Regions from separate parts of the Mus musculus genome. Here region 2 is linked to region 1. The links are chromatin loops, found by intact Hi-C in ENCODE. Cell type or tissue: left cerebral cortex. All regions are shown on one strand. Each heading gives the region's core, and the rest is flanking DNA. Links, peaks and the distances in the headings are about the cores only.

The links. Peaks named below come from ENCODE experiments on the same cell type or tissue, not always from the same donor. Only the 100,000 strongest peaks of a DNase experiment are listed, where the experiment ranks them.
Region 2: a loop joins it to region 1, with 4 times the contacts of the local background. A loop is called at or near these places in 1 of 42 quality-filtered maps.

Annotation. Positions count from the first base shown.
Region 1 is chr2:91,920,716-91,936,372 of GRCm38, forward strand. Chrm4 (cholinergic receptor, muscarinic 4) reads left to right here and starts at 1,474. Exons shown (of 2, transcript NM_007699.2): 1 at 1,474-1,628; 2 at 6,502-9,114. The coding sequence starts at 6,534. The coding sequence ends at 7,973. Mdk (midkine) reads right to left here and starts at 11,144. Exons shown (of 5, transcript NM_001012336.2): 1 at 10,979-11,144; 2 at 10,657-10,733; 3 at 10,381-10,539; 4 at 10,103-10,264; 5 at 9,090-9,400. The coding sequence starts at 10,732. The coding sequence ends at 9,375. It overlaps Dgkz (diacylglycerol kinase zeta), which reads right to left. Exons shown (of 32, transcript NM_001166597.1): 26 at 15,107-15,246; 27 at 14,366-14,397; 28 at 14,101-14,144; 29 at 13,451-13,571; 30 at 13,341-13,374; 31 at 13,028-13,127; 32 at 12,112-12,810. The coding sequence ends at 12,694. It overlaps Gm39876 (a long non-coding RNA gene), which reads left to right and starts at 11,502. Exons shown (of 2, transcript XR_866530.3): 1 at 11,502-11,584; 2 at 11,922-13,801. In left cerebral cortex, for the core only: CTCF peaks have their summits at 7,309 (motif pointing right) and 9,502 (motif pointing left); DNase peaks (open chromatin) are centred at 7,344, 7,954, 9,470, 9,810 and 1 more place; H3K4me3 peaks cover 1,406 bases; H3K27ac peaks cover 2,716 bases.
Region 2 is chr2:92,376,739-92,392,395 of GRCm38, forward strand. It overlaps Mapk8ip1 (mitogen-activated protein kinase 8 interacting protein 1), which reads right to left. Exons shown (of 12, transcript NM_011162.5): 2 at 14,298-14,403; 3 at 12,237-12,542; 4 at 10,816-10,897; 5 at 9,833-10,645; 6 at 9,625-9,700; 7 at 9,057-9,229; 8 at 8,675-8,784; 9 at 8,409-8,525; 10 at 8,186-8,256; 11 at 7,986-8,084; 12 at 6,938-7,683. The coding sequence ends at 7,611. Mir7000 (microRNA 7000) reads right to left here and starts at 10,708; the gene lies at 10,646-10,708. It overlaps Pex16 (peroxisomal biogenesis factor 16), which reads left to right. Exons shown (of 11, transcript NM_145122.2): 4 at 692-825; 5 at 953-1,053; 6 at 1,855-1,935; 7 at 2,058-2,210; 8 at 2,296-2,368; 9 at 2,478-2,597; 10 at 3,672-3,736; 11 at 4,298-4,482. The coding sequence ends at 4,356. It overlaps 1700029I15Rik (RIKEN cDNA 1700029I15 gene), which reads left to right and starts at 6,180. Exons shown (of 3, transcript NM_183112.3): 1 at 6,180-6,313; 2 at 6,470-6,543; 3 at 6,710-6,865. The coding sequence starts at 6,210. The coding sequence ends at 6,831. In left cerebral cortex, for the core only: a CTCF peak has its summit at 9,180; DNase peaks (open chromatin) are centred at 8,621, 9,159, 10,252, 11,127 and 1 more place; H3K4me3 peaks cover 1,676 bases; H3K27ac peaks cover 3,425 bases.

The sequences.
Region 1 (15,657 bases), core at 7,174-12,173:
CATTTGACGGCTTAACATTCTGCCCTCTCCCATACACACAACACTTTCACTCTCCCAAGAGCACCCTGCTCCTGGCCCCCAGGGAGGGGGATATGGTAAAGTGGAAGATGTCGGTAACAACTGAGCCTCTCCTCTCCTGTGAAGTGGGGGCAAGAACAATAGCACTTCCTTCATTTTTTCCTTCAGAGGATCATGGAAGACCAAAGCGCCCATGGGAGGGAAGATGGCTTCTCACACTAGCCTGCCCTCAACTTTGTCCAATGTTGACGTCCCTCTCTTCAGCATGGAGAAACCTGAACCAGGAGCCTTCTCTCACGGACTCTAGCTCAAGTCTCCACTCATTCATTCTCTGTTCCTAACTCCTCTGTCGTTACAAAGCTATCCCTACCACTACCACTGTCCCCAGGAGCCCCTACCAGCCCTTGCAGGAGAGTAGAGGAGAGCTGAGACTCAGGTGGTTTTTCCAAGAAGTCAGCCGGCTTAAAGTTAATTGGCTGTTGACACTCAAGAAGCTTTGTGGGTGACCGGTACTCAGGACCCCGGGCGCGAAGGGGTGCATTCAACCCTGGCTGGCGGGTGCTTGATCTGAGCAACTGGCCTTCGCACCAAGGACGTGTGGGGCTGTCCGAGGTGCTGAACCTGCCTACTTTGGGCCTTAGCCTAGTACTGTTGCGGGAGGTCTAGGAGACTGGACTTTCCTTCATGGCCTGTTCTGTCCCAGGTGACCTTGGGCACCTGGCTTCCCCACATAGGCAGCGATGAACTCATTCGCGGCTGGATAGGAGACTCGTGCCATCTTCAGTCTCACAGCTAATGCGCGTCCCTTCCCGGGCGTGGAGAGTGACAAGATCTTTAGCCAGGGTAGATGCTCGCCTGTCCAGTCTCACCTGCTCTTCCCCAGGCCCCGACGGCTGCAGTCTTTTGGCTGTCCAGCGGCTATCAGGCAGCGCTCTGTCCCGACAGAAGCACGTTGCTAGATCTGCCCCGCCGCACACCAGGGGCCTGTTGGGGCCAAACCCTCAAGACCAGGATTTAACCTCAGGCGGAACGACGAAGGGGCTACAAGCCGTGGAGAGGTTCGAAAACACTTCGGTGTCCAGAGTGCGTGGTTAGGGCGGAGGCGGGGCTCATAGCCAAGCTTGGCCGCCTGGTTCTTCCCCAGCCCGCGAGGGGGCGCCTAGTCCCCATGACAACGCGGACAGCCCCCACCCCACCCCCCGGAGGGCAGAGCCGGAGGCTAATCCTCCCTGGCGACTGTGGGCGGTGCCCTCGGTGCTGGAGTCCGGAGTTGCGGGCCATCTCCCGGGAAGGGTGTGAGCATCAAGGGTGCCTGACACTCCAGGTGGTGACCCCCGCGCGTCGCCGCTGGGTGACCGGCCCCGGGCGGGCGGTGCGTCCCCACCACGATTGGCTGCTTCCCTGTGACATCACGCGGCTCGGAGAAAAGTGCGAGCGTGAGCGCGAGTCGGAGCCACAGCGCCGGGAGCTGCAGGCGAAGCAGGGGCCGCCCCTTGGCACCCTGTCCCCGCCCCCGGCCCCCGGCCCAGTCGCCCACCCCACCGACTCGCAGGGCCTCTGGCTAGTTCCGCCGTCTGTCCGGCGCCAGCGGAGCAAGACAGAAGCAGCGGGTGAGTAACTCCGCGGAATCGCGGGGGCGGGGGGCTTCTATGCAAGATGAGGATGTAGGGTTCTGGGACCCCCTGAAGGTCTCCAGAGGTGGGTCGGGCTGGAACAGGGCCCCAGACCCCTTTGAAAGGCAAGCGCGGTGCGGAAGGGGCGGAGAGCTCAGAGATGGGGCACCCCTCTGGAAGAAGGACCCCAGGTCTCTAAAAGGTTTCTCTAGGTGAACCTCTAGGGATTGGTGATCATTGAGAAGGCTAGGGGAGGAATAGTCCCAGCCCACAGCCCAACCCCGAAGCAGAGCAGCCGTCGGGTCAGGACCCACACTCCCTCACTCCCTCCCGTTGGCTCTTCTTCAAGGCGCCGGAAGATGAAGCCCCAAAGCGCCCGTTTCCCGCCCGTCTCCCTGCCCTCCGTTCCCACCTTGGCCCACCGGGAGCCTCCAGTACGCTCTAGCCCGTTGGAGTCCTCTGTCCGCGACCTTGAGCCCCGACGGAAAACACCCCTGTTCTCTCCTGTTTCCCTTCCCCCTCTCCAGGAGTACCCTCTCTTTTACTCATCCGGGGAGATACATCTCCCAGCCCTCCACCCTCCCAGCTCTTAGAGGAAGTGTTAGGCACAATGATTTGGCCCAATATCCAGCACCCCTCTCTCTTCCCCTAAAGTACAGAGGCTTCTCTCCGCCTCAGGAACAGTCCTGGGGGCCATAGCTTTCCTGAAGTGATCACTTAATAATCGAAAATCTACCCCACGGGCGCCCAGAGCACCCTTTCCCGACTTGTCCCCAGCAGGGGTAGGGGCTCGAGAACCCGCGGAAGCACATTGCCCACGCCCAGAGACTACAGGAACTGCGTGCCTGGGGGTTGATGGGAGGGCGGGGCATCGGAGAACCTTGGCCCTTTCGACCAGGACCCAGACGTGATGGAGCCGGGAGATGGGCCCAAGGGTAAGCCCCGAGATTGTCTTTGAGATAGACCTGAGCCCACAGCTTGGGAACTCGGTGCCTATTTTGACTGACAGGACTAGACAGGGCCTCTCCAGGGGTTGCGGGTTGAAGAGTGAAGAACAATTTTACCCTCCTGACCCAGGCCTCGACTGGGCTCCCCGTTTGGAGGCTCTACCCCTGCCCTCAATGCGTAGGGCACATCAAACTGAGCTCGGTGACCCTCACGGCTCGACGACTATCGCAGAGGCTTCTCGACAGAAGTCAGCCCACTGCTGGGACTGCACGCTCTCCATTCTTGACGATGCAGTTAGGACCAGGTGCCTGGGGCCACTAAGATAATGGTTCCAAAGTCAGGGTTTCTTCGCAGCCCAAATTTTGCTCCTTTCTCAACCCTTTCCCCACCCACAGACCGGGCGCTTGCCGGTGGTTCCCGCCATGGGAACTGGTCATTCGCTGATAGTCCAGCATTTGCTCCCGCACACAAATTCGCGGTTACGGCCACCCAAGCTCTATGGCCAGACACGCACACACATGCACACGCACGTGTCCACATGGCGCTGGTATGCTCACACGTTCAAAGGCGCACCGGTATCCAGGCGTGGCGGGGCGCACACTGGCACATGCAAACAGCTACTAGTGTCTACTCGAGCTCCCGAGTAGTCACACACAAACACAACTCGCACTCGTTTTCCCACCTACACGTTCCTTGATGGGTGCCTTGCGGGGTGCGGGTGGAATCCCGACGCCCTAAAGTTTTTCATCCTCGAAACCCTGGCCGAACCTAAGGGACCTTTGTGGCAACCTGGGACCACGGAGACAGGCAGTATCTCCCTCCCTTTGCTCCTTTGTGGGAGAAGCCCTGCCCTGACGCTTTTCTGTATTTGCGGTTTACTCTGGGACTTGACGTGGTGAACCTCCGGCTCGGGGTCCGGAGCTGGCACCGGGGACCGACATTGCCATCTAGCGGTGCTCACAGGCCAGGGTGATGGCTGCTTGCCTTCTCGGATTCTAGATGGGCGGGATTTGGGGGGGGGGGGGAGGCAGAGAATTGTGCCTGAAGGTGCTGTGGTCTGAACATCTGAGAGACTATCAGAGAAGTCTAGAAAGAAAACTGGGACCAAGTTGAGAAAACTGAATTTACCCAGTCTGCATCTGTCGGGGCTCCGGGAAGACCAAACCACCCACCATTCATCTGGTCATTTACTTGTCAAGGCTGTTTCTTGGTCCCAGGAGGACAAAAGGTCAAACCCAAGTGAGGGAACTGGAATATGAGGGTTCCACATCTAAGATGCATCTTGGGGGGCTTCTATCCTGTGTGGTTTGGGGAATATCTTGGAGATAAAGTGTCGCAGACCCTCCCCTTCTTACGAATGGATGACTTTGATCAGGTTCATTATCACGATGCCCTTCGGTAAGAGGACTTTTATGTCTGTAAGAGGAGGTTACCAATAGTACTTACCTTGTCTGGGTGCTATAGGCAGTAAACTTTGAGGGGCTTCTGACTCAATAAACAAGAGAGATTGTATTTTTCCTAGCTCACACATCTTGCCCCCCACCTCCCCACCTTCATCTTCTTATCCTGCTGGCTGCTGGCTGTGCTCTGGTCCTGAGAGACTAAAGTGAAGGTTTCCTTGGTGCATGCTAATGGCTCCCCTACTGCCTCGTCCCTGTCCCTGCCAGTGGGTATTTGGGGTGGGGTGAGGTAGGGAGAACAGCCTCTATGCTTGATGCTACCCTCCAAGCATCTGATGCTTAAGGCCCCATTTTGGAGCTGAATACCACTGTGGAGTCCCTTGAAAGAACTGATCTGTCTTTTGCCCTTGACTCCTTGGGTGACCTTGGAGTGTCACTACCCCACTTCCTCCTGTCTTCCTTTGACCAGTGGATTTAACTTTGAAGCCAGAAGGCAATCTCTTGTATCTCTTGTGTTGGAGCTGGAGAGCTTGGCCCAAGCTTGGCTGGTGCCATTTCCAGTTGGAGAGCAAGCTGAGGTGCTAAGGGGGTCCCCTGGCTGTTCAAAGGCCATAGTGGGACAAGATCCTCTATTTTGTAAATGACAGAACTAGTTCTCAGAGGGCAAATGGTTCTCCTCGGACTGTACAGCTAGACCTTGCTGGCCTACTATTGAACCCAAGCTGCAGACTTGGCGCCTGTTCCTCCACAGCTGGCTGCTGCACCCTCTCTTCCTCTTACACACACACACAGGCTCGCATGCACGCGCGTGCACGCACACACACACAGATGCACACACAGACGCACAGGACTGCGTATACGACCTGCGTGTGGCTGAGATGGTGCCTTTGTGCGTATGTGGAATGCTTGTGTGTTGGCGGGTGTGAAGGAGGCTGGGCTGAGCGGCTGCCCTGGCACAGCGTGCTGGGCGTGGGCCTCCCTCACATGTATGGAAGAGGAAGGGGAGGAGGAGAGATGAAGGGAGCCTGGTGGGAGGGAAGGCAAACTCTGGGGAGGGGCTCTGTAGGACTTTAGCTGGGTCATCCTCTGTGTGGGATGTGAACTCTTAGGCTGGCTCCGGGGTAATTCCCTCATCTTTTGGCTCCACGAGGGAGCTTGTCCTTAGTTCTTGGGAAATCAAATAGACCCTTCTTCAGCTGCTGTGTCTTTCAGGCTTCTGATTTCTTTGCTGGGGATCTAACAGCCCCCACTCTGTCCATTCTTCACCCCTGGGACTGGGCTGGGCAGGCGAAGCTGAACTTCCTGCGTCATCTCTCTAGTCCCTTTCCTATTCTTCCTCTTCCAGGTGTCCCAGCTCCCACCTCACCTCCTCTGGTCGCTAGCGTGACCTCCCTAGCCCTTAGAACCATCAGGTCCTGTGTCTTTCTTGACTGCTCTCCTTGCTCCCAAATGCACTGGAGCAGCCACAGGATGTCAAGGAAATGTGGAACCTTATTTAACACCTCTGAGCCTGTTTCCTCAATATCTGCCTTCGGTTGTGAGGAAACACAGAGTGCAGGAACTCAGTAGACAATCTATGCTGGCTGCGATGATGATGATGGTGGTGGTGGTGGTGATGATGACGACGACAGTGTAGGAATGGGAGAACAAATCTCCCTTGGCCACGATTGGTTAAGAAATGTCCACGTGGCTGGACATGGTGGAGCATACCTGCAGTTCTGGTCCTCTAGAGGCAGAGGCAGGCAGATCAAGGCCTGTGACTTTGAGGTCAGCCAGGTCTACACAGTAAGACCTTCTTTCAAAAACAAACAAACAAAAAAATTAAAGGAAGAAGAAGAAAGAAAAGAGATGAGCAAGTGGGGCTGCAGATGTAGCTCAGCGGTACACGTGTGTGGCACATGTCTGCCATGTGTATAGCTTTGTCTACAACCTTCAGTAACCAAAAAACAGGGGTTGGGAAGTGACAGGCCTGAGTGGGCAAACAACTAGACATTTGGCCCCGCTGCCTGCTTCAAGTCCTTGGGGCCATTTCCTCATGCCCCTTGCTTTCCTGAGCTCTGTCTCTGGGCCTTTGCCGTATCTCCTTGCCTTCCTTCCCACCAGCTTTCCTCCTTGCCCTCATCTGCGTCATCTTCAGGGTGAGGCCGGTGATCAGCCAGCAAGCACCAAGTTCTCTCCCGTCTTCTCTCTCAGCCTTCCCTTCACCATCTTCTTTCTAGCAGTGTCCCCCTCCCCCGCCATGTGTTTCTGTTTCCCCCCAAAACTAGATGATCCATTCTGAGATGGGGACCATGTGTGTTCATTCACTTTTATAACCTCAGCCCTGAGCTGATTACAGTACTTGCCTGAGGAAGCTTCCAGTAAACGGTAGAGGACTGAGAACTCAGGAATGGTTGGCACAGGGAGCCCTGACATTTTCCTGGATAAAGTTCCTCCAGCCACAGTTTGTGACTCCTCCCCCCCTCCCCCCTCCCCCATCCTCTTCCACCATTCACTTCTGTGCTGTCTCCTTCCTCCTCCAGCCACTGCCCACCTGTCTCCAGTTGGGTTCAGCATGGCGAACTTCACACCTGTCAATGGCAGCTCAGCCAATCAGTCTGTGCGCCTGGTCACAACAGCCCACAACCACCTGGAGACAGTGGAGATGGTGTTCATTGCGACAGTGACTGGTTCCCTGAGCCTGGTGACTGTGGTGGGTAACATCCTGGTGATGCTGTCCATCAAGGTCAACAGGCAGTTGCAGACAGTCAACAACTACTTCCTGTTCAGCCTGGCGTGTGCAGATCTCATCATAGGGGCGTTCTCTATGAACCTTTACACCTTATACATCATCAAGGGCTACTGGCCCCTGGGTGCCGTGGTCTGTGACCTGTGGCTGGCCCTGGACTATGTGGTGAGCAATGCCTCTGTCATGAACCTTCTCATCATCAGCTTTGACCGCTATTTCTGCGTCACCAAGCCCCTCACCTATCCAGCCCGCCGCACTACTAAGATGGCAGGCCTCATGATTGCAGCCGCCTGGGTCTTGTCCTTTGTACTCTGGGCCCCTGCCATCTTGTTCTGGCAGTTTGTGGTGGGCAAGAGGACAGTGCCTGATAACCAGTGCTTCATCCAGTTCTTGTCCAACCCGGCGGTGACCTTCGGCACAGCCATTGCTGCCTTCTACCTGCCTGTGGTCATCATGACGGTGCTGTATATTCATATCTCGCTGGCCAGCCGCAGCCGTGTTCACAAGCATCGACCCGAGGGCCCCAAGGAGAAGAAGGCCAAGACTCTGGCTTTCCTCAAGAGCCCTCTGATGAAGCCGAGCATTAAGAAACCTCCACCAGGGGGCGCTTCTCGAGAGGAACTGCGCAACGGGAAGCTAGAAGAGGCTCCTCCGCCAGCCCTGCCCCCGCCTCCACGCCCAGTGGCTGACAAGGACACTTCCAATGAGTCCAGCTCAGGCAGTGCCACCCAGAACACCAAGGAACGGCCACCCACAGAGCTGTCCACCACAGAGGCCGCCACCACACCAGCGCTGCCCGCTCCTACCCTGCAGCCACGAACCCTCAACCCAGCCTCCAAGTGGTCCAAGATCCAAATTGTGACAAAGCAGACAGGCAGTGAATGTGTGACTGCCATCGAGATCGTACCTGCCACGCCAGCTGGTATGCGCCCAGCAGCCAATGTGGCCCGAAAGTTTGCCAGCATCGCTCGTAACCAGGTGCGCAAGAAGCGGCAGATGGCGGCCCGGGAGCGCAAAGTGACTCGGACAATCTTTGCCATTCTGCTGGCCTTCATCCTCACCTGGACACCCTACAATGTCATGGTCCTGGTGAACACCTTTTGCCAGAGCTGTATCCCCGAAAGGGTGTGGTCCATCGGCTACTGGCTCTGCTACGTCAACAGCACGATCAACCCTGCCTGCTATGCACTCTGCAATGCCACTTTCAAAAAGACCTTCCGGCACCTTTTGCTGTGCCAGTATCGGAACATCGGCACAGCCAGGTAGACGGGCAGGTGCCTTAGGAGGTGCTGGTGTCAAGAGTGTGTACCGGGGAACCACATGGCTCACCGGCTGTGGAGGAGAGAGTAGGCGGCCCCACTCTGAGTTCGCATCTGCTGAAGAGAACAGGTCTCCCAGACACCGTGAGGTACAAGAGGCTCTTCGCTGGGATGGGAGAGCAGATCTCTACTGAAGCCTAGGAGGCTCGGCCCAGGGACGGTCTGAACTGGCACCACCTGGCCCATATCTTTTACCTTGCCTCAGGAAGATGGGGGACGATGGCTGGAGTGGGCAGTGGCTCTATCAAGGCCAACCATCGGTGGAGGTGGATGAATAGAGCAGAACTTGGGAGCATCTTGAGAGGAGCAAAAGGAGCCAGGCTTGCAAGGGTGGGGTCCCCCGTTATGCTGTAATCGGTGCTTTCCGCCTTCCTGCGCCCTCCTCTCCCTTGCATGTAGGCTCAGCCCTTCCCCTGCCCCCAAGTCCCACTCCAAGGTGAGGGACTTCCCTGCCACTGTTGCTCAGCCAGGCTCTGGATGGGAAGCCAAGCCCTTTGGCACTCCCCTGGCCAGCAGTCATCTGGACAGGGCAACTGGGAGGCCATGCTAAGCCGAGATACAGACTCCAGGGGACTGAATCAATTAATGGTGGATCTTATTGTCAAATTGTCAAGAACCCCCCCCCCCAGGTCACACATCAAATGAACAGCAGTGGGCAGTGTTCCTCTCTACCTCTGAGCGGAGGGAGGTATGGGTCCAAGGAGGGAAAGGTGATGGTGGGGAACTTGGTGATCCATACAGCCCACAGTGGCGAATGACACAAGCAAGCACCCTCATGGATCCCCAATGAGAAAATTCCAGACTTGCAGTAGCCTGGACCAGAAACTCTTGATGAGCTGGGACAGAGTTCAAGTGAGTCACCTAGGTCCCCTTCCCTAACCCCAGCCCTGTGGGTCCCTGGGAGACTTTTTTTTTTTTTTTTTTTTTTTTTGTAAATGTTCTGCTCTTTTTCCACGAGCTGTAGGGAGCACTTCCTTCATAGCCCTCAGCTCCCCTCAGTCCATCTTTCCCCATCTTCCCACCTCCGACAGAGCTCCATGGCAAACTGGGAAGGGGCTTTTATATATTAAAAAAGAAGCTTTTATTGGAAAAAAGTGAGTTTATTTTATTCATTTCTTAATAACAAGTATCAGGGTGGGGAGAACAAAAGAGGGTATGGGGAGGCTCACTTTCCAGAATCTCTTGTCCCTCCCCACTTTGGGCACTTGGTGTGGGCGTGAGAGGACAGGCGTGATTGACAGAGCTGACAGGAAGACAAAAGGCACTGGTGGGTTATATCTTGGGCCTGTGGGAGAGGAGGGCTCCGTTCAGGCTCCAGGCGAGGCCGGAGGCTCTCTGGCCTCCTGACTTAGTCCTTTCCTTTTCCTTTCTTGGCTGGAAAACAATAACGGAGATGCATTAGTGCGGTGGGTGACCTAGCTCGGACTCACCAGACAACGCAGACATGTCCATCAAGGAGAGAAAATCCTGCCCCCTAGTGGTGACTGACCAGTTCACCTGGAAGTGGTGGGAAAGGGCAGCCATGTGATATGAAACCTTTCTTTATTCGTTCAACTTTTTAACCCTCGCGCCCCCCCCCCCCCTTTAAAGACAGACTCTCAAGTCTCTCAGTCTGTAACCTTGAACTCAAGGCAGTGTTACTGCCTCAGTCCTGAAGTGCCGCTTTTTACAGGCACGAGCTACCAAGCCTGACTTTCAACTTTCTATTTTCATCTAGGATCAGAGTACTCCAAGTTCCTCACCGGGGAAATGGGCAGAGTCACCTCTGCCCTGCTGGCCTCAATAGCTGTTGGGAGTCAGGTAGCAGCATGTACCTTTGGGACAGCCTTTCCATAGTTTTAAGCGCAGAGTTAACTCCTCCCTGATCCCACCCCACCTTCCTCAGTTGACAAAGACAAGCCTTTCCCAGGAACCCAGGTCGGATGATCCAACAGAAAGAGTAGTTCCTACTTGGGCAGAGGGTTTAGCATCTCCTGAGAGTGGCCCTCAAGTGCCTGCCCATTCCTAACTTTAAGACTGCTCTGCAGAGACAGAGCATGGAGTAGCCTGGCCCACAACCCCACCATATTCGCTGACCTTTGGTCTTTGACTTGGTCTTGGAGGTGCAGGGCTTAGTCACGCGGATGGTCTCCTGGCACTGGGCATTGTACCGCGCCTTCTTCAGGGTCCCTTGGCGGGCTTTGGTGCCAGTGCTCCCATCACACGCCCCCCAGCTCTCAAACTTGTATTTGCAGTCGGCTGATGGGAGAGTGGCCCCACGGTGAGAGACAGGAGGGTTGTGGATGTCCTCCCTGCCTCCGGTTTATAAGGACATACCCTCTGGCTTCCCGCCCTCCTCCCGCGCGCCACCTCACCTCCAAATTCCTTCTTCCAGTTGCAGGGCACCTTGCAATGGACGCGCTGGGTCTGGGCCCCACAGGTACCCTCGCGGAAGCCCATGCCGCAGTCCTTGCTGCTGGGGGTGCAGGGCCCCCAGGTCCACTCCGAACACTCGCTGCCCTTCTTCACCTTCTCTACAGGGCGCAAGGAACAAAGTTAAGGACATGGCGTGCCGGACCAGCACTTGGTCACACGGCCTGCCTCACCTGCCCACCCCAGCTTTTACTCCTGAGCCCATCCTATCCCATCACCTTTTTTTTTGGCCACCGCGGACGTGACCACCAAGAGGGCAAGAAGGGCGAGAAGGAAGAAGCCTCGGTGCTGCATCCTAGGGGTAAAACCTGGGTTAGAGTTTCTCGCCTAGTCTCTTCTCCGCTAGGAACCGCGGGAAGGACCTCCCACCCTTGACTGACTTGTCCCACTTTCCAGGCCCAAAACGTCGGACCGACAAGGGGGAGACGGAGGGAGGACTTGGAACCGATGTCTCAGCGTACCCCCACCCCCACCTCAGCCCCCTTGGTGGCAGAGCAGCCGCCTGAAGGGACTGGGGCCACAGCCACTGCGTGCGCTCACTCGCTCACTGCTCGATGCTTCGCTCCCTCCCGCTCCGGCCTGTCCCGCTAAGGCCGCTAAGGCCCCTTTTGTCTCCAGAACCGGTCTGAGCCGGTCACATGGGCCCCCGCCCCTCCCCCCATCCCGTGGAAGGACCCGCCCCCTCCCCCCAAACCCGCACCTCCCCAGACCCCCCTAGTCCCCGCCTCCACTCCCGCCCCTCGCCGAGCCGGGACTCCCGCGTCTGTGCCTCTCACCTCTGATCTCTGGGTCTCTGGTCCTGGAGTTCGGTTTTACCAGTGCGCTTCTGGCTCAGGTCCCCTCGTAGCAGGCCCAGCTCTCTATCCCCTCCCCTTCCCCTGGTCTAGGCCTGTCTATACTTTTCCCTCTCGCAGCCTGTCAGCTCTCAGGTCACCACTTCGCTTGCCCACCGCGGGCCCCGGGAGTATGTCCTGGTGTCACAGGCTCGGGGCGGCCACCGCACCCGCGAACCTTCCCTTCGAGGCCCGGCTCACCTCCGGCTTGGTTTTTTTTTTTTTTTTTTTTTTTTAATCAGTTCACTCAGAGTGCAAGAAGGGTCTCTGATGTGGCAGGGAGCTGGGTACCTGGGACCTCAGATGGCTCCGGGTGAGCAAGGCTCGAGAGCCTTTTTCTAGTGCAGGTTTGGGGGAGGAGGAGGAGGGAAGGGCGTTGGGGGGGATGGGGAAGCACATAGAAATGAGTTTGGTAAATCTTGTCGCTGACAAGAGCTGTCTGAGAAGTTCCAGACCGGGCTTCCCCCGGAGGTGATAACCGCCCACCCCTGACCCTGGGGCCTCAGGCTCACCTCAAGCAGATCCCCCCCCCCCCCCCCAGTACAAGCCAGGGGGAGGGGACTGCTCCAGGGCACAGGGCCAAAAGACCAAAGAACCCAAGCCTGGCCCCCGCCCCACCTCTTTTACTTTCATTGTTATCATCCCTGCAGGAGCGGGAAAATCAGCTCCGCCCCAGGCGCTGTGAGCCTAAGGCCCTAGGCAGAGGTCAGGATCGGGGCAGACCCATCTCCCGAAGTGATCTGAGATGTTGGTGGCCATTTCCCCGACCCCAAGGATTACCCAGCACACACCATTGCTCATGTGAGTCCCCCACAACAAGAAAAAAAGAAAACAAGAAAGGAAAAAAAATTCACTTTACTGAGTCACACCCAGCTGTAAACAAGTCACCGTGGGAGCCCCACCCCCCACCCCAGGCCATACAGTCCGAAATGAAATGGCTGGATACATGAGGAGGAAGACCAGGGTAGGTGCCAAGCAGGGCAGCGGGCAAGTGAATACAGCAGGCTCTTGAGTTTCTGGGATGCCCAGGGTGGGTGGATCAGAGAGGAGGGTTAGGTACCCAGAACCCTCCAGAGAGCCCAAAGGATCAGGTGGCTTTTGAAAGTCCTGCTGAGTGCAGGCCTCCCTGACATCGATGCTGAGCTCTGTCCAGCCCTTCCATCTGCTGTGGTGAGCTGGAGGCTGCCCTGAAGGGAGGGAACCAGCCAGCCCAGCCTGTTTCCTGTTCCCCATGAAACCAGGGACAGGTGAGAGTCCAGCTCCTTAGAGTCCAGCCCTAGATCTGAACAGCTTCTCAGGGGGTGGCACGGGGCTCCTTCCCTGTGGCAGGGTCCCCCCATAGCCATCTGACAGGAATGTGGCAGTGAGATGGGCAAGGAGAGTCCTCTGGTAGTGTCCCTTGTTGATCCATGGTCCCCTTAACTACACAGCTGTCTCCTGGTCCTCACGCTGGATCATCTGGTAATGCTGTCTGTTCTCCAGGTAGGCAGCGAGCTCTGTGTCTTGAGCCTTCTCAGCGCGCTGCCGGGGAGTGTCGCCCTGGAAAAGGGTGGAAGGGCCCCCAAGGCCTTAGGAAAGGGCAGGGGTTCTTCTACGGAGCCAGAGGGGGAGGGTATCCTCAGAGGTCACAAGCTTTCCCCCTGCTGGCTCAGGTTTCTCAGGGCCTGGACTGTGTTGGCTCAGAAGAGCTTGAAATTCCCTAGCCCTGCCCCCAAGTCTGGGAAAGGGTGAGTTTGTGCTCTGCCAGGCAACTCACCTGCAGATCTGTCTTCATGAGGGAGGCCCCGGCTTCCACAATGTAGTGGCAGATGGTGCGCTGACCCAGGGCGGCTGCCTGGTGTAGACAGGTCTCCCCACTGGGGAACAGGGGCTGGTTGTAGACACTTGCAGTTCTCTAGGCCTGCCCAGCAGTCTCCCAACAGCCATTAGAAAGGGCAGGAGTTTGGCAAGAGGGGGAAGGGTGCTCAGTGCTAGCCACAAAGGGTTCTTGGGCTCTGGGTGACCAAATGGTTAGACCTGAAGGAAGGTGGTTTTCTGGTGAACCAGGGGCCTGTGTCTCAGATACTCACTTCTCCTCCACAGCATCAAGGATCTCTGGAGGTGCTGCAGATAAAAGGAAAGGGGATGCTAAGAGCCTGGCTCCCCCTTTCTCCCTCCCAGCCCCAGCAACGCAGCTTACCATGATCCAGCAGATAGCGGACCACTTCCTTACTGCCAGTGCTGACCGCGTGGTGCAAGAGCGTGCGGCTCTTCTGGTCACGGTGCATGAGGTCACCTCCTGCTCGGTGTAGCTCCTGGAGCTAAGGGCAGTGGGCAGGGTAGAGCAGGGCTGGATCACCCACCCTTCACAGGCATGGACCCAGGCACAGGCTCACTTAAGTTACTCCTTAGGCACTTCTGAGGCTTTGGTTTTTTGGTCTTTTTCTGTAGTCTTGACTGTCCTCAACTAGGTAGACAAGGTTAGCCTCAAACTCACAGGGACCCTACTGCTTCTGCCTCCTAAGTGCTGGATTAAACGTGTGCGCCCCCACACCTGGCTTCTGAGGGTGTTTTTGGAGTCATTAGAGGCATAAGTCTTGTCATCCTATGAATGAGGGACTCCCCCAAATGCACAGCCAACCAAGCCAGAGAGCCCATAGTTCCTTTAAGACCGACCCCCTTCCAAGTACAAGGGACAGGGGACAGGCAAACTGTATTAAGTAGTCCCTAGTCGGAAGCCACCTAGACAGGGCAGCACCATAGAGGACCAGCTGATGACAGATGACAAGGGCCCAATCCCTCCCTGGGTGAGGGCCTCCAGAGGCAAGGCCAAGCTTTGACTAGTAGTACCTTGCAGCAGTCATTCCTCTTGGCTGCTTCAATCAGTTCTTCACCTGCACAGAAGAGCTGCCCATCAACCCTGAGGTCAGAGGCTGAACATGGGTTGATGTGTGAACAATGTGGGGCGTGTATGTCAAAGGCTGGGCTTGTGCAGGAAAGCGATCCCACGGGACTCAATGGCTATGCGTGTGAGCTATAGTGAACCCTGACCCCCCACTGAGCCTCCCACATATGACCAGGGAAAGCAGCAGGGCTTTAGGGGAAGAGGCCTCACCTTGGGGCAGTGCAGTGTCCCCCTGCATTGACCTGTGAACAGAACAGGGTGAGATGTGACCCAGCTCAGCTCAGCTGGCCTCCTTCCCTGGTACCAACCATGGTGGCCTTCATTTTTTCCAGAGTACTGAATGCCTACTGTGTATCACACACTGTAGGGTACAAGTAGGGAGCGAGCAGACAGATGGAGACCCTGGCCTCATGGGGTTCATGTCCTAGCTCGGACACAAGCCAACCAATGATCAAGGGATCTGGAAGTGCCACTAAACACAGCAGGGCAGTGTGACCAAGCGGAGGTGGACACTTTCCAACCCGCAGGTGGCATTCCTGGAAAAGATCCCTCTGAGAGGGAAAAGCCAAGCTAAGATGGAGGTGGGGAGTGTCTGAGACAATAAGGGCAAAAGTCCAGAGGATGGCCTGGGACCCCCCCAAGGAACCCGGGCTGAGGCCCTGTGGTGACAAACGGGAAATGCTGGGCTTAGAGAGGCCAGGAGGTGCAGAATGGAAGAGCTTCTAAGAGAGGGTGTTCTGAGCTGGGAGTGGCCGGTTTGGACTTGCACTTTCAGGCCTGGAGACAGTAGAATGGGGGGGTGCTCCCGCTGGTGGGGGGCACGATAGCAGAGGGACAGAGTGTGGTGCTCCTAAGTGCTCCTGCTGGTGGAAATTCCATGCCTGCAGCCAGCAGACAGGATTTAAAGCCAGGGGAGAGGTGGTTGGGGGGCTCTGGGGCTCTGGGACTCACCCGGGTGTAGGGGAGCAGGGGGAAGCAGGGAGTGGGGAGGTAGGGGTGGGGAGGTCAGGCCGGGCTGATGCTCCCAGAAGCTCTGGGTCTAGGATGTAAATCTCGTCCTGGGCAATCTCCGTCACATAGTTGAGGTGCTCCTGTCGGGGAGGGGGTTAGAACTGAAGGTCGGTCCGTCCGTCCGTCCGTCCGTGCTGGGCACACGGCCCTTAGTTTCCAGTGGCGGGGGGCGGTTTGGGGACCAGAAGCAAGGCAGCAGACCTAGAGAAGCCTCTCTCAGACCAAGAACTCCCAGGGGAGGCAGCAGGGAGGTGGGTTACCCCTCTTCCCACCCCTTAGTTTCCATTATTGCTTTCCATGGTTCCCTGGCCTCTATGTGTGGCATTCACCAGCTCAACAACTACCTCCCACTGCCAAGACAGGTGATCTAGCCCCGGCTATTTTCTTCTGTTTCCCTGGATAGCAATGCACTTCCAGGCCCTCCCTTCCACCCACCTAGAAAGCCTTTTCTGGCATGCCAGCTTTTTCTGTTGGCGCCATCCCTGTGCATT
Region 2 (15,657 bases), core at 6,888-11,887, 460 kb after region 1:
CAGGGACTTGGGAGGAAAACAGTAATGACCAGCACGTGTGGTACATGTCGTTGTCTCAGAGAGTGAGGCATGCCCACATGAGCCGCAGATCAATTGTTGGTAGTCTCATGCATGAAGTTTCTTTTCTTTTCTTTTAAAAAACAAAATAAAACAAACAAACAAACAAAAAACAAGGCTGGGCAATGGTGGTGCACGCCTTTAATCCCAGCACTTGGGAGGCAGAGGCAGGCGGATTTTCGAGTTCAAGGCCACCCTGTTCTACAGAGTGAGTTCCAGGGCAGTCAGGGCTACGCACAGAAACCCTGTCTCCAAAAAACAAACTAAATCCTACAGATGTCTTTTTTTTTTTTTAAGGTTTATTTATTTTGCATATATGAGTACACTTTAGCTGTCTTCAGACACACACCAGAAGGGGGCATCCGATTCCATTACAGCTGGTTGTGAGCTACCATATGGTTGCTGGGAATTGAACTCAGGACCTGTAGAAGAGCGTCTCTCCAGCCCTCATGCATGAAGTCTTAGAGAGCTAGAAAGGCCTGTCCCAGGCCAGCCAGCCTGGTAGCAATGGATTTGGTATTGAACTGAGGTGTTAGGCTTAGAAAGGAGGAGGCCCCCACCTGCTGGAGCAGCCTGCTTTTTCTAAGACAGCACTTGGGGTAGAGAAGCTCCCTGACCTCTGGGCTTCTTGCAGTCGCTGTCCCAGCAGAAGTTGCTGACATGGCTGAGTGTACTGGAGTGTGTGGAGGTGTTCATGGAGATGGGGGCTGCCAAGGTGTGGGGCGAAGTAGGCCGTTGGCTCGTCATTGCTCTCATCCAGTTGGCCAAGTAGGTTGGGTTGTGGAGGGCAGGACTGAGGTGGGGTGACCCAGTCCAGCAATGAGGTGCTCAGCAGAGCAGCCTTGCTACCTGCTTTCTAACCGCTTTCCCCTAACTGCCATAATCCCCACCCCAGGGCCGTCCTGCGCATGCTCCTGTTGATCTGGTTCAAGGCTGGCATTCAGACATCACCCCCCATTGTTCCACTGGACAGGGAAACTCAGGCACAGCCCTTGGGTAAGCTGCTTCTCTCCCAGGAGTGGAGTGGGGTGTGGGACTGCTCTGAGGCTCTGCAGCACATTTCCTGTCAGCTCAGTACTCCCATTTATTTATTCTATAAGAAAGAAGAAGGCAAGGTTTGGAGAAAATGAGAACTTAAACTTGGGAGTTTATTTGTTTGAGCTCCTGCCGGTCAAACCCAGTGTCTTGTACATGCGAGTCGAGTGCTCTACCACTGAGCTTCACTCCCATCCCTGAACTTGGGACGTGTGCAAGAGTCCTTCTTTTCTGTTGTAGGCTACAGGAACTAGGGATAGCGCACCAGCACAAGGTAGGTGTCCTGCCAAAATTGTCTTGGGCCTGGTTCTGTATCATGAACCGTATCCTCAAGAGGCAGGGCACCTGGCTGCTCTGGGCCCCTCCGTCAGCCTCCAGTCTTCCCCCTTATTTTGAAAGGGGACAGTGATGTGAACTTGACCACAAGAGATCGAGAGAATGCAGCCTCACAGTCCTATAGCCCCGACAGATGTTGATGGGGTGGGCCCTCCTATCCTTCCTTTAGTATCTTTAGGCTCTTGGTTGACTGACTGTGCGTGAGGATGGCCTCTTCCTGGGCCAGGGTAGGTGCCAGAGTGCTTCCCTCTATGGAAAGATTTTTGCCAAACCACGGTCTCTGGGTGTGATTCCCTTAGTTCAGCTGCTGCCTGAGGCCAGGCTCTTGTGCTCTGTAGATCCTCAAGCATTCACTGTACACATGTTCTCTGCAGGCTCTGCTAGGAATGTGTCCCTCTTACATTATGTCCTGTTTATGCCTGCTAGATGGTGACCACAATCCGGGCAGCCAGGAGCCATCATATGTGGGGAAACGGTCACACAGAGTGGTGCGAACCCTCCAGAACAGTAAGTGGAAGATGTAGCTGGACTGGGCACCTAGGTGCTGAGGTCAGTGTGAGCCCGTAGGACTGGCTTCTGTCAGCACCCACTCTGGCTCCTGGCTCACTGACCTTGTCTTTATATTCTAGGCCCATCCCTGCACTCACGGTACTGGGGAGCCCCTCAGCAGCGGGAAATTCGGCAGAAACAGCAGCAGGAGGAACTGAGCACACCCCCAACACCTCTGGGGTTGCAGGAGACCATTGCAGAGTCTTTGTACATCGCCCGGCCCCTGCTGCACTGTATCCTTAGCTGTGCTGGTGGCGGGCTGGGGAGGAGCTGAGCTGGACCCTGCACTGCAGATATCCTTGACATCTTGACCGTCAGTGCTCAGCCTGGGCTTATGGGGTCAGCGATCGTGGACACCCTGGCTACTGTCTGGTGTGGTAGATATGACTAGGTGAGAATGGGTGAGGATATGGAGTTCCATGGGGCTCTCTGCTTGCTGTGTGGCTTTTTCTTTCTCAGAGTCATAGGTCATCCTTGTCCCTATGTCCCTTCCCCTACAGCCTGAGTCTCCTGAGTGACAGGAAGAACTTGACCCGGAGGGAGCGGCTAGAACTGAGGCGTCGCACAATCCTGCTGCTATACTACCTGCTACGCTCACCGTTCTATGACCGCTTCTCTGAGTAAGGATAGCCTTCCTCCCATCACCAGGGTATTCCGTGCTGCATGGAGAGGGCTGGGGTCTGCTGAGTAACTGCTGGCTCTGGTGCTATTTAGCCTCCAGAGCCACATGGCCTGCCCTCAAAGGGGACAGGCCAGTGTGAATTTTCATACTTGGTGTTGAGAGACTGCTGACAGCAGGGTACAAGATCTGCAGGGCACAGTTGGTGCAGACTGCCCCTCTCCAGTTCTTTTCTCCATGGGACATCCACTTCGCAGAGCAGGCGCTATGCTTCAAAGGGGCTGGGCAACTAAGCAGGCCTCCACTAGACTGTTACTGCTGGGCCCACCCAACACTGATCAACTTTGAGGATCAGAGCCCCTGCATTAGCCAGAGAAATCTCTGAAAAAGGCCTGCCAGGGCACTATGACATATGGTGGGGTGTCTGAGCAGGAGCTGGGCTCATGTCCTCGCCTGTAAACAGGGACAGTGTTGGGGCCCGGCTGATAGGTTTTATAGCATGCGGTAACCGAATGTGTTTGCCTGTGCTTGATATATAATGACGTGATGTTAGGTCTTGTCCCCCCGAGGACTGCTGGGGTTCAAGCCGCAGGCCTCAATGCTAAGCACATGAACCACATCTCCAACCCGCCCCAAGTTCTCCTGTGGAAATCCCCTATCTTAAGCCTCTCTCTGAGGCAGAGGGGACCTTCCCAGACCCCGCCTACTCTGAGCATTGGCTGGTGAGGTTTCTGTGTAGTTCTGCTCTTTCACCAGCTTCCTTCCCTCCGGAAACTTCCAGGGTACAGACCTTGCTCTGAGTGGCCCCTAGGAAGCACTGTTGTTGAATACCAATGGTAGGAAGGTAGAAAAGAGAGGAGGGGAGGGGTATGAGTGACGTCTGCCAGCTGACAATCTGACAGCTGGGAACATGGGGTGCAGCTGTGGACAAGCAGACTTCCGGTGGTCTAGCCTTTCGTTGGGTCCTAGTCCCTTGTTTTCTGAGATGCCTGGTGCTCAGTAAAGGCCTTTAGCTCCTGGTCAGCAGGGAGCCGCCCCGCCTGCCCCTCAGCATGCTGTTCTTTTCCCCAATCAGAGCCAAGATCCTCTTCCTGCTCCAGCTGCTTACAGACCACATCCCTGGCGTGGGTCTGGTGGCAAGTAAGTGTGGTAGGACAACGTGGTGTGGGATGTCCCTGAGGCACAAAGGGCCCGTTTTAATGTTTGCTCTGTCCTTTTTTGGTGTGATTAATGGGCAGTCAGGAGTGAACCTGAAATCAGTACTGGGAGGTGACAGTGCCAGGGCCGAAGGTGGCCCATGGAGGTGGGGCTGTGGCCAGAACAGTGCCTGTGTTGGATTATTAGGCCATATCAGGTTGGCAAGCCTCCTCCTGCCTTTGGGACCTGCATATTTGGAGGCAGACTTATCTGGTAAGGCAAGGAGGGGCCTTGGGGCTTGCCTGGGTACCCAGCCATAAAGGAAGACATGCTGAGCATGTTCCCTGGCAACCTGGGCACCTTGTCTGTGACCTAATCTCTAACATAGCATCAGAGGCAGGAGGTGTGGTCTCGAGCTGCTCTGCTGGTGGCAGTGTCAGAACAGGGCACAGGGCAGGGCCAGGGGCCTGGCTCCTCTAACCCCGCTTCCCTCCATTGCAGGGCCTGGGGCCAGGGGCCTGGCTCCTCTAACCCCGCCCCCCATCCCCCTTCCCTCCATTGCAGGGCCGCTCATGGACTACTTGCCCTCCTGGCAGAAAATCTATTTCTACAGTTGGGGCTGACAGCCATGAGGGAGCTGGGGCAGAGGGCCATGTGCTGTGCTCTGCTGCTCTGGGCAGGGCCCCTCAGCCCTCCAGTTCCCCCAGGCCCCTCTTCTCTAATAAACCTGACTCTGGTAGTGTCCAGCATGTGGCTCTGTGTCATCAGCAGCTCCTCTCCTGCAGCTCAGCTCTTCAGCCCAGTCACCACAGCTGTTCCTCTTCACATCCTCCTAGAAGGAAGCCACTGCATTCTGCTCCTCGTCACAGAGCAGGAGATCTCCATCAGGCCCAGGGAGCTGCTGTCACTTAGCCTTCTCCGGCATGGGTCACCGTTTGCCTCAGCTGCCTGACTAGATGCTTCCATCTCACTAGTCCCTGGTGAAGACAAGCTGAACTGGGCCATGGATTACCGTAGTCTACCTAACATTCCTTGTAGCCAGGGCCCCCGTTTATCCTTTCCCCTGCAGGGCTGACCAGCAAGCCCTAGGAGATGCTCTTCTCTACCGCAGGAGATAGAGTGACCCTGAGTCTGTAAGGGAATGGGCAGAGTTTGGGTGTGTGCTGGAGTTTCTCTCCAGGACACTTCTCCACAGGCTGACTGGCTCAGGAAGACAGATTGCTGGAGCCATGCAGGCTACTTGGAGAAGACAGAGGAGGGTGTGGCAGGACTGCGTGGGCCTCAACTCTTCTGTCCATACTCCCTGTCCTTTCCTCTCTTCTTCTGCCCTTCCCTTTTAGACAAGAGACTTGTGGGCTTCAAACTCAATGGCAGTCTCATTGTGGGACCATAGGGCTAAGCTGTCACACCTCCCTCCCTCCCTCCTGTCCTTGTGTGGACTGTTCCCAGAAGTGCTGCCAATGGCCTTTGGAGAACACTGCCTGCACCTGTCCCTCAGGTCTCCCCTCATCCAAGATGCCCTCATAGTCTCAGCCTTAACCTGACATGCTTGTCACATGATTCTGAGAGCCATAGATGCCTGCTGTGAGCCAGGGTAGTGGGAAGGACAGTTTGTCCGTTTGTTGGCTTTGGAACCTGTGACCCTCTGCTTAGCCTGACAGGTGTCCTCTGGGTGCTTGCACTGTAGTGGTTATTCAATGCCATGCAAGGCATAGTTCCAGCCCCGCAGGTCCCGATGATCAGAGGAAATCTGTGACCATAACTGCTAAGATCTTGGAGACGGAAGTAGTGTCAGGCAGCACAGTGGCAGGTGCCTCCTGCAGTGATAGCAGAGGAGAGCCAAGCTTCCCATCAGGCTGTGAACCAAAACCACCACAGGCTTGGCATTTTGGAGCTGGATAGAGACTCAGCCACCAAGTTACTCTAGCCCATAGCTGTCAGATAAGGCGACTGTGGAATCTTGGTGGATCTCACTGAAGTGCTGTGCTGTAAGGGCATAGGGACTGGGTGGCCTGAGGCCCCAGGGAAGGTCTGGTGTCATATACTTGGTGTGGTGGGCAGTGGGGAAAGGAGCTGCTGACCTTATCTTCAGCACTCCATGGTAAATGGGTTGGTGGGCAGGCAGAGAAGAAAGTGCATGGGTACTCTGACAATTGGGCATGACATGGGAGAGGCTCGACCAAGGCACTGGGATGGGAGACAGATAACCCCAGCAGACCATGGGGACTCCATGTGGGTATGGAGGACTGGTGGCATCCAGTAGTCTAGAGTGATGGACAGGGCTTTGGAGTTGGATAGTATGGAATTGGCAGGTCCCTAGAACTAAAGGGAGGTGTGTCCTGGCAGGGACATGTGTGATAGTGCTGATGTTGAACTCTGGAATTAATGTCCTTTGTGAGGTGGCCCTGAGAACTGGCACCAGGTTCTGTCGGGCTGGGGGAGGGGCAGATAGCCCCCACAGCAGGGACTGGAGACAATGGTTCTCGCCATGCTTGGGGCTCTGTACCCCAGGGCTGGACTCAGTCTCTTCCTTTTTTACCTCATCTTGGCAGGCGCACTCCTTCGACCTCAGCCCCAGAGGTAAGGCCAGAGCCTCAGGGCCTAGAAGACTCTGGAAGAGGCTGACCATTATCCTGGGAAGGGTTAGTTCATGAAGTCTTCACCCTGGACTGTCCCTCACAAAGAAGTGGCAATGGCCTTTTGGGTTAGGGCTCAGCACAGCAATATTTCCCATAGGTCTCAGCAATCTGTTCCGGAGGAATTTTCAGCCCCGCTGGAACTGTTGCAGCCTCTCTCAGGCCTGGTGGATGGTAGGGTAGTATTTCTCTCCCCTCCCCCACCTTCCATAGCAGGTGCCCTTAGAGGTCCGCTAGGGCTAAGCCCTACTTCTACTCCCAGACTGCCTCTTGAGAGCTGGCTATAGCCCCATTCCCAGTCAGCAGTATTTCTTTCCACCCTTCTCTCTTCTCTCTTTAGACTATGGGCTCAGACCCAAGCACCCGAGGCCAGGTGGGCCCCGACCCCTTCTCTCCCAGGCCCAGCAGCGCAAGCGGGACGGGCCCAACATGGCTGACTATTACTATGATGTGAACCTGTGATGGGAACCCCGCATAAAGCTATTCTGGGCAGCAAGTGCTTGGCTCCATAGCTTGTGTGGCGCAAGAAGGCCCAGCAGGGGTCCAAGTAAATACACCCACTCTGATCCAGACAAGAAATGGCACTTTAATAGTAGCCAGGTGACAAGACAGTGACCGGCTGGCTGGGGCCAGCTAAGAGGCCTCCTTTTCCTGGCAGATGGGGCTTACTGTGGCCCTCTCCTTGCACACACAACCTTGCGAGGACCTGTGTGCTAGCCAGGCTGGAGGTTGGAGCTGCCCAGAGGCCCCACAGATGAGAACAGGGTCTCCACGGTCACACGTTGCCATTTCCTTACTGGAAAGTCCTTTGGAGGTGCGTGGGCTCAGCCTGAGCTCAGGGCTCCGGTCAAGGTGGGGACAAGGGAAGCTGGACACTTCCAGGTGGCATGGGCTTTGTCAAGGCAGGAGCCAAGAGCCAGAAAGCCAGGGCCCCTAGCATGAAACAGGCCCAGGATGGGACAGTGCCTCTGTTCCTAGGGAGTCCCTCTGTGGCCAGGGGCCTGACCCCCCACCCCCCAGCCCCACCCTTCCCCAGTCCCCAGAGAGCCTGTACTGTCCTCCATAGATTAATCTAACCCCATATATTACAATAAACTGCATCTGCCTCTCCCCAAACCCCGGCCCCCCCGACCCAACAGCCCTCATTCCCCCATTCTTTTGTGGCAGTACCACATCCTGTCAGCAGCCAGCTGTCCTTGCACTGGCTTGGGGCTGAGGGGCTGCAGAGAGTGGGGGTGCTGCTACTCCAAGTAGATATCTTCTGTAGGACAGGTATACTCCACAAACTGCTTGTAGAACTGCTGAAATGCACGCCTGGGAAGTGGGGGACATGGGGGTGACCAGGAGCCTCATCCCAGGCTCCACAAGGGAGATCCGGGGCTGGGGACAGCTTAACTGTCCTCTGGGCAGTTACTGCCCAAAGAGAAAGGGCCAAGTGGGGAAGAGGACCAGTGGCTAATCAACAAGGAGTGGTCCAGAGCCTGGGCTTCTTGGGACCTCCCAGCCTCTTCCAGGATTGGGGCTTCCAGAACTAGAGGGCAGGGGTGATGCTGACAACTGAGCATGAAAACAGCACGTGCACACACACGTACACACACACACACGTACACACGTACCCCACAGACTCCGCCAGGGCTTTGGTGGAATCTTCAGACACAAAGACATGGCAGGCAAACCGGTGGTCAGCAGGGTGCTTAGTGATAAACCCAAAGTACCTGTGGAAGGCAGGCATCTGTGAGATAAGATTCTGAGCCCTACTCACCCACCATGTCTGAAGATGTCCAATGGGACTCTCATGACTGCTCCTTGTACTCACTTGTTATTCTTTGGATGGTATCCACAGAAAGAGATGTTCTTTAGCTGGAAGAAGTGGCTACATTTATTTCCCTACAGGAGTGATGGGAGAAGCAAGAAGTCAGCTGGTAGGAAGTAGGCAGGAGAGACAATGCGGTGTCTGGGGTTAGGCTCACACAGCAGGCAAGAGACCAAGGGGGAGGAGATGCCCATAGGCAAGAAGGCTGAGGCTTGAAGGAAGTCACCTTGGCCTCCAGAGCATCATCAGCTTTGACGCCTATCTTGACACCCCTGACACTGATCTCAAGGACACAGCTGGAGGGCGGGTTAAAGTGCACGGTGAGCCGGCGGGTGGTGGCGATCTGTGGAGGGATGGGCTTCTGTTGGAAGCTGTCTCACTGTGTCACAGCACAGCCTCCAGATCCCTGTATCCTTTTCCCCAATAGTGTGGGCTGGCTGAGAATAGGCTCCCCCACCCCCCAGGAAGAAGCATGGATCCAAACGTGGGTACCTTTTGCATAGCAGCACAGAGGACATCATTGCCCTTGTGATAAGGAACCTGGACAGACCCCAGGAACTTCACCCGGAACTGGTCAATCCAGTCGCTGTTTTTGGCAAGGGCTGGAAAGCAAGCATACAAGGAGGAGTCTAAGAGAGCCATCAGCAAGGGGCTCTGAGCTGAGCCAAGGAGAGAGGAGCATGAAGAGTGACTCAGGCAGCAGACGACGATGCCACCATCCCCACAGGCCCTGACTTGGCGGGGCACTAACTGTGAAGTGGAACTGAAATGACCTCTCCTCTTCTCCCTAAGACCTGGGGTGTGTGTTCACTGGCAGCGAGTTGGCAGGCAGATGGCAGGGGTGGGTAAGACCAGACCGGGGGAAGCGTACTACCTGCCATGTGCTCAGGCTCCTTGGTGACCTCAATGGCATAGTAGGCAGGGAAGACCCCGCGGGCTCCGGTGCGCATGTTATAGGCCTCATACCAATAGTCTTCTGCCTGCAGCTCCACCAGCAGGGGGTCATCCACTTCCAGCTCAAGTTCATCTTCATGCCGAGGCACAAACCTGTCCCCAAGGGCACGGGAGGTGCTGCAGCCAGGCCCAGTCTGGGGTCCTGAGCTGCTGACGTTTGCAGATTACCCATGTGCCCGTCACAGTGCCGACTCTGAAGGAACACGTGACACTCCTATCCAAAAACCCAGGGGCCAGGGAGAAAGGGAGCCTAGGCCTTAAGAAATTTAAATGAAAGTGAGCAGCTTGCCTAGGGTACATAGGTTCTATGTAGGGTGGGCATCTCTCCGACCCCTACCCAGGTTAGGTGTATAGTCCTAGCACCTATAGTTCACGGCACCTCAGCACTTTGTCACTAAGCTGAGTTCCTACAAGAGGGTATGGTCCCCCAGCAGCTGAGGGGATGCCAGTGATGAGCTGGCAGAGGCAAGGAAGGGGGCAGCCCTCACCTGAATATAGCCCGATGGGTTTGCTCATGCTCCTCCCCATTGATGACGCAGGAGAACAGCCCAAAGGACTCAGCACCTGTGGGAAGGCAATAGTTTGGAGGAGGTGGCTCAGAGCAGGTAGAAAGCTCTGTCTTGCTGTCAGGCAGACTATGTGGTGTGTGAGGTCCTGTTCAGGTTCCCACACTGCTCCCCCCGTTCACCGACTCACTGGAGGAACGAGAGCGGCCACTCATGAAGACATTCAGAAACTTCTTAGAGAAGTGGACATCAGGCTCATCCGGGGTGGAGTCCTCTGAGAGGCAGGTGGGAGGCCGGGGCTGAGGGGCCTCCTCATACTCCTCACCAATGGCTGACTCGTAGGGCGAGGAGGCAGAGGCACAGTTGTCATAGACAGTGGCAGAGTCGCTTTCGTCACTGTAATCTCCAAAGCACGGCCGCAGGCTCACCAACTCAAGCTGGGCATGTTCATCCACCACCAGTGTGTACTTGACCGAGTCGTAGGACAGTGCGCTGGTGTCCGAGCTCAGTGAGGCCCGTGGAGGCGGTGGTGGCTCCCCGAGGCTTCCCCGCCACCCTCCACCTGGTGGCTCAGCTCGCTCTGGGGATGACAGGCAGTCGAAGCCCTCATCCTCTTCACTGATGGAGGGGTGTGGCCGCCCCGCAGTTACAGAGTAAGCGGCAGGGTCTGGATCGGAGCTAACTGACATCCGGCTCTCCGTGGGTGGCATGAAGGTGGAGGTGGGTTCTGCAGGGTCTGGGGGCCTCTGCACTGGGGTCAGGTAGATCTCCTCAGTCGCCTCGAGCCGCACATCTGCCTGGTAGTGGATTCGGTCTCGATGGGAGTGGCCCCGGCCACCAGGCGCAGTGGCAGGGGGACCGCTTGGAGGTGCCATCTGGGTGGCTGCACTTCGGCGACAAGGGCTGTCGGTGGAAGTGCCGCGGTCCTGGGTGGGAACAGGACTGCCCTGGGGTGGCAGCTCATCACTCAGGCAGATGTGTTCATGTGGAGGCGTCTGTTCTCCTGGAGGACAGGCAGGTGGGTGCTGAGGGCAGAACCTCTGTCCAGATACCTGTCCCCTCCTCTTCCCAACTGTCCTCTGCAGCCAGCCACTGGCTTCCAGATGACCTCAGCCCAGGTGAGCCAGGTGAAGACTGCTGGGTCTCCAGCTTGGGGAGAGAGGCCTGACTTACCTGTCTTCAGAGGGGAGGATGATCGAGACACACGGTCCTGCCAACTGTGCTTTTTGCCTAAAGAGTTATTATTCAGCGTGTCCTATGCAGAGAACAAAAGGCTCTTATGAAGAAGCAGTAGTCAGCAGTGCCCGGCACAGGGAGGCCCTGGTCCTGCCCCCATCAGGCCATCCCTAGGCTGTTCCCACCCCATCTTGCCTTGCCAAAGGCCTTTCTGCCAACCATCCTCTAGCAGGCAGGCAGGGTGGGAAGTTAGCACCCTCCCCACAGGCCTGCTGGCTTGGAGACAACCCTCAAGAGATGCAGTGGTGCTGGCCAGTGTGGGTGCTGAGTAGCAGATGTTGGAGGAAGAAGCACAGCTCCCAGGAGAGCAAGACAGCAGCCCAGACACTGACAGGAGACGTGTTCCCATGCACAAACCCAACCCTGGTGAAGAACCTAGCGACTGACTCCCTGTCCTCGAGCTCAGAAAGTTGGGGGGTCTAGCAAAGTGGCAAGGACATCCTGGCACAAGGAAGGGTCTCCCCGGAAGTTGCCTGTGGGCCTGGGTGAGTCATTCAAACCATGACTCCAGAACACTCACCCCCACTTTGAACCATGTGACTGAGGAATGACAGATGTAATATCAGCAGCCCTCCTTCCTGCATCTCCCAGGATGCTCACGAACCCCACATTCTCAGCCTCCTGAGACCCTGAACAGTGCCCCTGCACAAGGCTCTCCACACACAACTTGGGCTTCCTCCCCAGAGAATGCCATAAGCAACACACACCATTGATGAGCTGGGCTGCCAGAAGCCATGCCAGAGGATACTGGGAAAGGGACCAACCCCTTCCTTGCAGCCCCTGCGCCATCCATCAGCAGCCCTACCTCCCCAGCTTCTTCCCTCCCAGTATCTCTCCTGACTAGGCCTGTAAGACAATGGGTCGAGGCAGCCCTCTTTGGCATCCAGCCACCAGCAAGGGGCCCTAGGTCCCCCAACTCAGCCAAGCAATTCCATCCCCACCCCATCTCTATTGCTGCCTTCTGGAATGTCCAGCTGCTGAGATGTCCAACTGGAGACAGACCCTGAATTCCCTTCCCCACCTTCATCTCATTTCAGAGGCTCTTTTTCCCCAGGCCCTGCTGCTGCCTCAACCCTCCCAGATGCACTAACCCAAAGAGGACCTAACTGCAGGACCTCAACTCCTTTGTTAGTTCTCTGCAACTCTCCCTACACAAATCCCTAGCAATGCAGGCTCCATACCCAGACAGCTGGATTCAGTCCCTCTCAGGACAGACTTTGCTGTCCCTCTTCAAGCCCTTCCTCTATCCTTCCCTGCAGAAAGCCTGTCCCTCCCCGGCATCACCAACAGGCCCGCGCCCCTCCATCTTTCCGGTCCACCCAGGGCACCGCCCCCTCTCTCTGCCCAGGGTTGCTCACCTGAGACCGCGGCACCTGCGGGAAAAGGTTGAGCGTGGTAGGCCTCTTGGGTCGGTAGGTGTCTCCGCTGCCTGTGCCCGGGCCCTGGCCCTGGCTGCGAGGCGCCGGATCCTGGTTGGACTCCGCTTTGGGAGGCCCCACTCCTGGTCGTTGGGCAGCGAGCTCGTCGTCCTCCTCCTCCTCGTCGTCCTCGGCGCCCGGAGTGTCACCTGCCGCGTCGATCAGGTCCATCTGCAGCATCTCCGCCTGCAGCCGGCTCCCCGCGCTGCCGCTGCTACCCGCAGACAGCAGCCCGGCGCGCGGGGGCTGCACGGCGCGGACGGAGGGGAGTCAGGGGAGGGGCCTTGTGAGCGGGGGAGGGGTCTCGCAGGAGGGGTGGGTCTGATGCCTCTGTGCCCCGCCTCCCAATCGGACGAGTCCATTCTGCGGCCGCAAGGGGAGAAACACTGGGAGCCAGGCGGAGACAGAAGCACTGGGCCTCTCCCGTCCGCTACCCCTCCTTCCCCGCGGAGGCCGCATCCCTACTCCAGCTAGCACAGAGAACCCGCCCACGTCTCTCCTCTCCCACGGTTCCCCCCTCCAGATTCCTTGCACCCTTCCGTTCCCTTGGTAACGGCCAGTGACCTCACCCGGGTTGTAAGCCGAGCCCAGAGTGAAATCACCACTGTTGCCATGGAGACCTAGGGGTCGCCCAGGAATTCCTGCCCCAATAGGGATGAGTGAGACAACTGGCATTTGAAGGGGTCACTGAAGCAAACTGGGAAAAGTGCAAGTCAGCCAGGTGAGGAAGACCGCAGTGCGGATCCCGAAGGGGATCCCTAACCGGAACACATCCCTAGTCTTGAACTATGTGCTACTTCCAATGCTGCTGCCTCTAACTCCTGGCACCTTGGACAGATCCTCTGATTTTTTTTTTTTTTTTTTTTTCAACCCTCAAGAGTTGACTGGGCCTATACTACTGTCCTCCCGGTTACCAGAGAGGAAAAGACACAGCGAAATATGCGTTAAAGCGGCTGAGCCTTTGACTAGACTCCCACCAGGAGATCACCCTCGTTAGTCAAGTACTACCAGGGGTGGAGGGAGTTCTGGCTAATTGCAGAAGACCTTCTGCAGCCCTACATATGGGCAACAGTGGTTTCAAAGTTCAGAGCAGGTATAGGACCTTAGGGAAGTCATGACCTAGCTCTAGGACCACTGATGAAGCCCAGAAGTAGCTTCTGCCTCTATCCTTGCTGGCCTGATAAGAGAGGGAAGGATTTGATGTGGGAACCATAAAGTCATCTTCCCAGCTTGCTTTCCTTTGCCTAAAAGTTTCTAAAAGTGCTAGGGATACTGGGAGGGCACCACTAAGACAAATTCCCTCCCCTGGCTCACACCACAGCCACCAAAAGGCCATATCTAGCTCCTCAACTGCCTGCTATAGATAAAGTTCTGGCTTCTGATACTGAACCCTGTACAGTTGCCTTCCGTATCCTGCAAGTAAGTCCCTGCTTTGTGTTCTGACGACAGAATGGGGATCCCCATGTATCCTGGGTACCCTGGCACTCAGATATGAAGACAGGAGAGAGTCTGTCACTATGGTAAAACCCAGGAGCTCCGAGCAATATCAATACTGGAACAAGCCCTCTGTGGGGCCACTGAGAGCCTAAAAGGCTGGTGGTGTGGTCAGGGTGGTGCAGAGGCAGCAGCCACAGGAGCTAGTCCAGCAGCACCCGGGCTCCTCTTTCCTGCCCCAAAGCACTGCAGAGTCCACCAGGCTCCACCCTGCAGGCCCTCTGCCAAGATGCTCCTGAGAGGCCCTTCTCTTAACTCTGGCCCTCAAGCCTCCTCCATTCTCTCTCCCTGTGAGCAACTGAAGGAGTTGCTTCTGGCTTTAGCACCAGCAAAACAATACAAAATATTAAATGAAGATTTCGGATTGAGCACACAAGATGTGTCAAACATTATACCGGATGCTTCCTGTATTGTTATTTCACTTCCTGGGAGTGCCACACACACTCAAAAACTCCTTTGTAAATATTGGGGTCCCCTCATCTCTGTCCCCATCCTCCCAGCCCTTACCCGGAGAGACAGGGTGTCTTTGCACTGCAGGCTGATGCCACACTCGTCAGTGATCTCCGAAAGGTCTTCATCCTCAAACTCCTCCAGGCTGATGTCATGGGTGAGCCTGGTGAGGACAGAAACCACAGTTACAACCCAGGGGGTCATCGCCCGTCTAAGCCTGCTGGCATCTCCCTCTTTTCAGGGGAAGACACTGGGAGCCAGGTAGCAGCTCCCAGACGAAGGACTCAGTCTGTCAGCACAGTGGTAGGAGAAGGATTTGGGGTTGGAGCCAAAAGGCATTCCACCTAGGGTGGCGGAGGAGGCAGCTCCAGGTTTCTCCAGCATCGCCGGCTGGGAGTTCTCCATCCTGCTGCCAACCAGAAGGCAGTCCTAGAAGGCCCAACTGTGCAGAGTTTCGGCTCTATTGGAGAGATGCCTCCGTGGCCAAGGCACTGCCAAGGCCATGTCAACCCCAAGAGGTACCAGAGTAGGGAAACTTTTGCACTCCACAGTTATCAAGACCCAAAGAGCCACCAGAAGGGCACAGTAGGTGCCCCTTTCTCTCATCCACAAAGATATACACCATTGAGCCATGGTCACAGTGAAGGAGACCTGGGACTCCCTGCTAACATTCTTGGTGTCATCTCTTCAACTACATAACCTCAGCTGGTGTAAGGACCCTGGACACATGCGGTCAGGGAAGACCAAGGCTAGGGCTTGTGAGAGACCATGGAGAACACTTGGTACTAGAACACTAACAGGCTTCCAGAAGCCCAGGCTACTCTGTGTGCCCACCTTGGAATGCACTGCTGAGACTGCCACTGTGGTGCCGGCCTGTCCCCTGCACCGGCTCACCCTAACCCTGGTATTCTGTCTGGCTTAGTATAAATGGGACATCTGGGGACTTGGAGAGAATGCCTGGGCCTTTTTCCAGAGACCAGGAGGTTAGGTACATAATAGAGGCATACAAGCTCATCCAAGGTCACCCAGGAGAGGAAGGACAGGGTGTAGCTCCCAGGGATGCCTAGAAGGCTCACACCTCTGCCTTTTACCTCACTCAGTCTAAACAGGGCCCCTGAGCTCCGTGGAGCGCCTCCCGACTCGCCCTTCCCCCACGAGGCCAGGCCCCAGGACCCTACCAGTGCTCCCACTGATCCTCCAACCAGCTGTCATTGTCTGGGCTCGAATCCATCTTCAGTACCAGCTGCATGAAGAGCCCTGCCCGGCCAGGGGGCTGCGGGGCTCCAGGGCTGCCCTCTCATGCCCAGAAGGGTAGGGGGGCCAGAGCTCAAGGCAGGGCTGGGACTTCTGGCCTCCACCAACTGGGCCTGCCTTTCTGCATCCGGCCGGCTGCAGAAGCCTGGGGAGCTCATTAAAA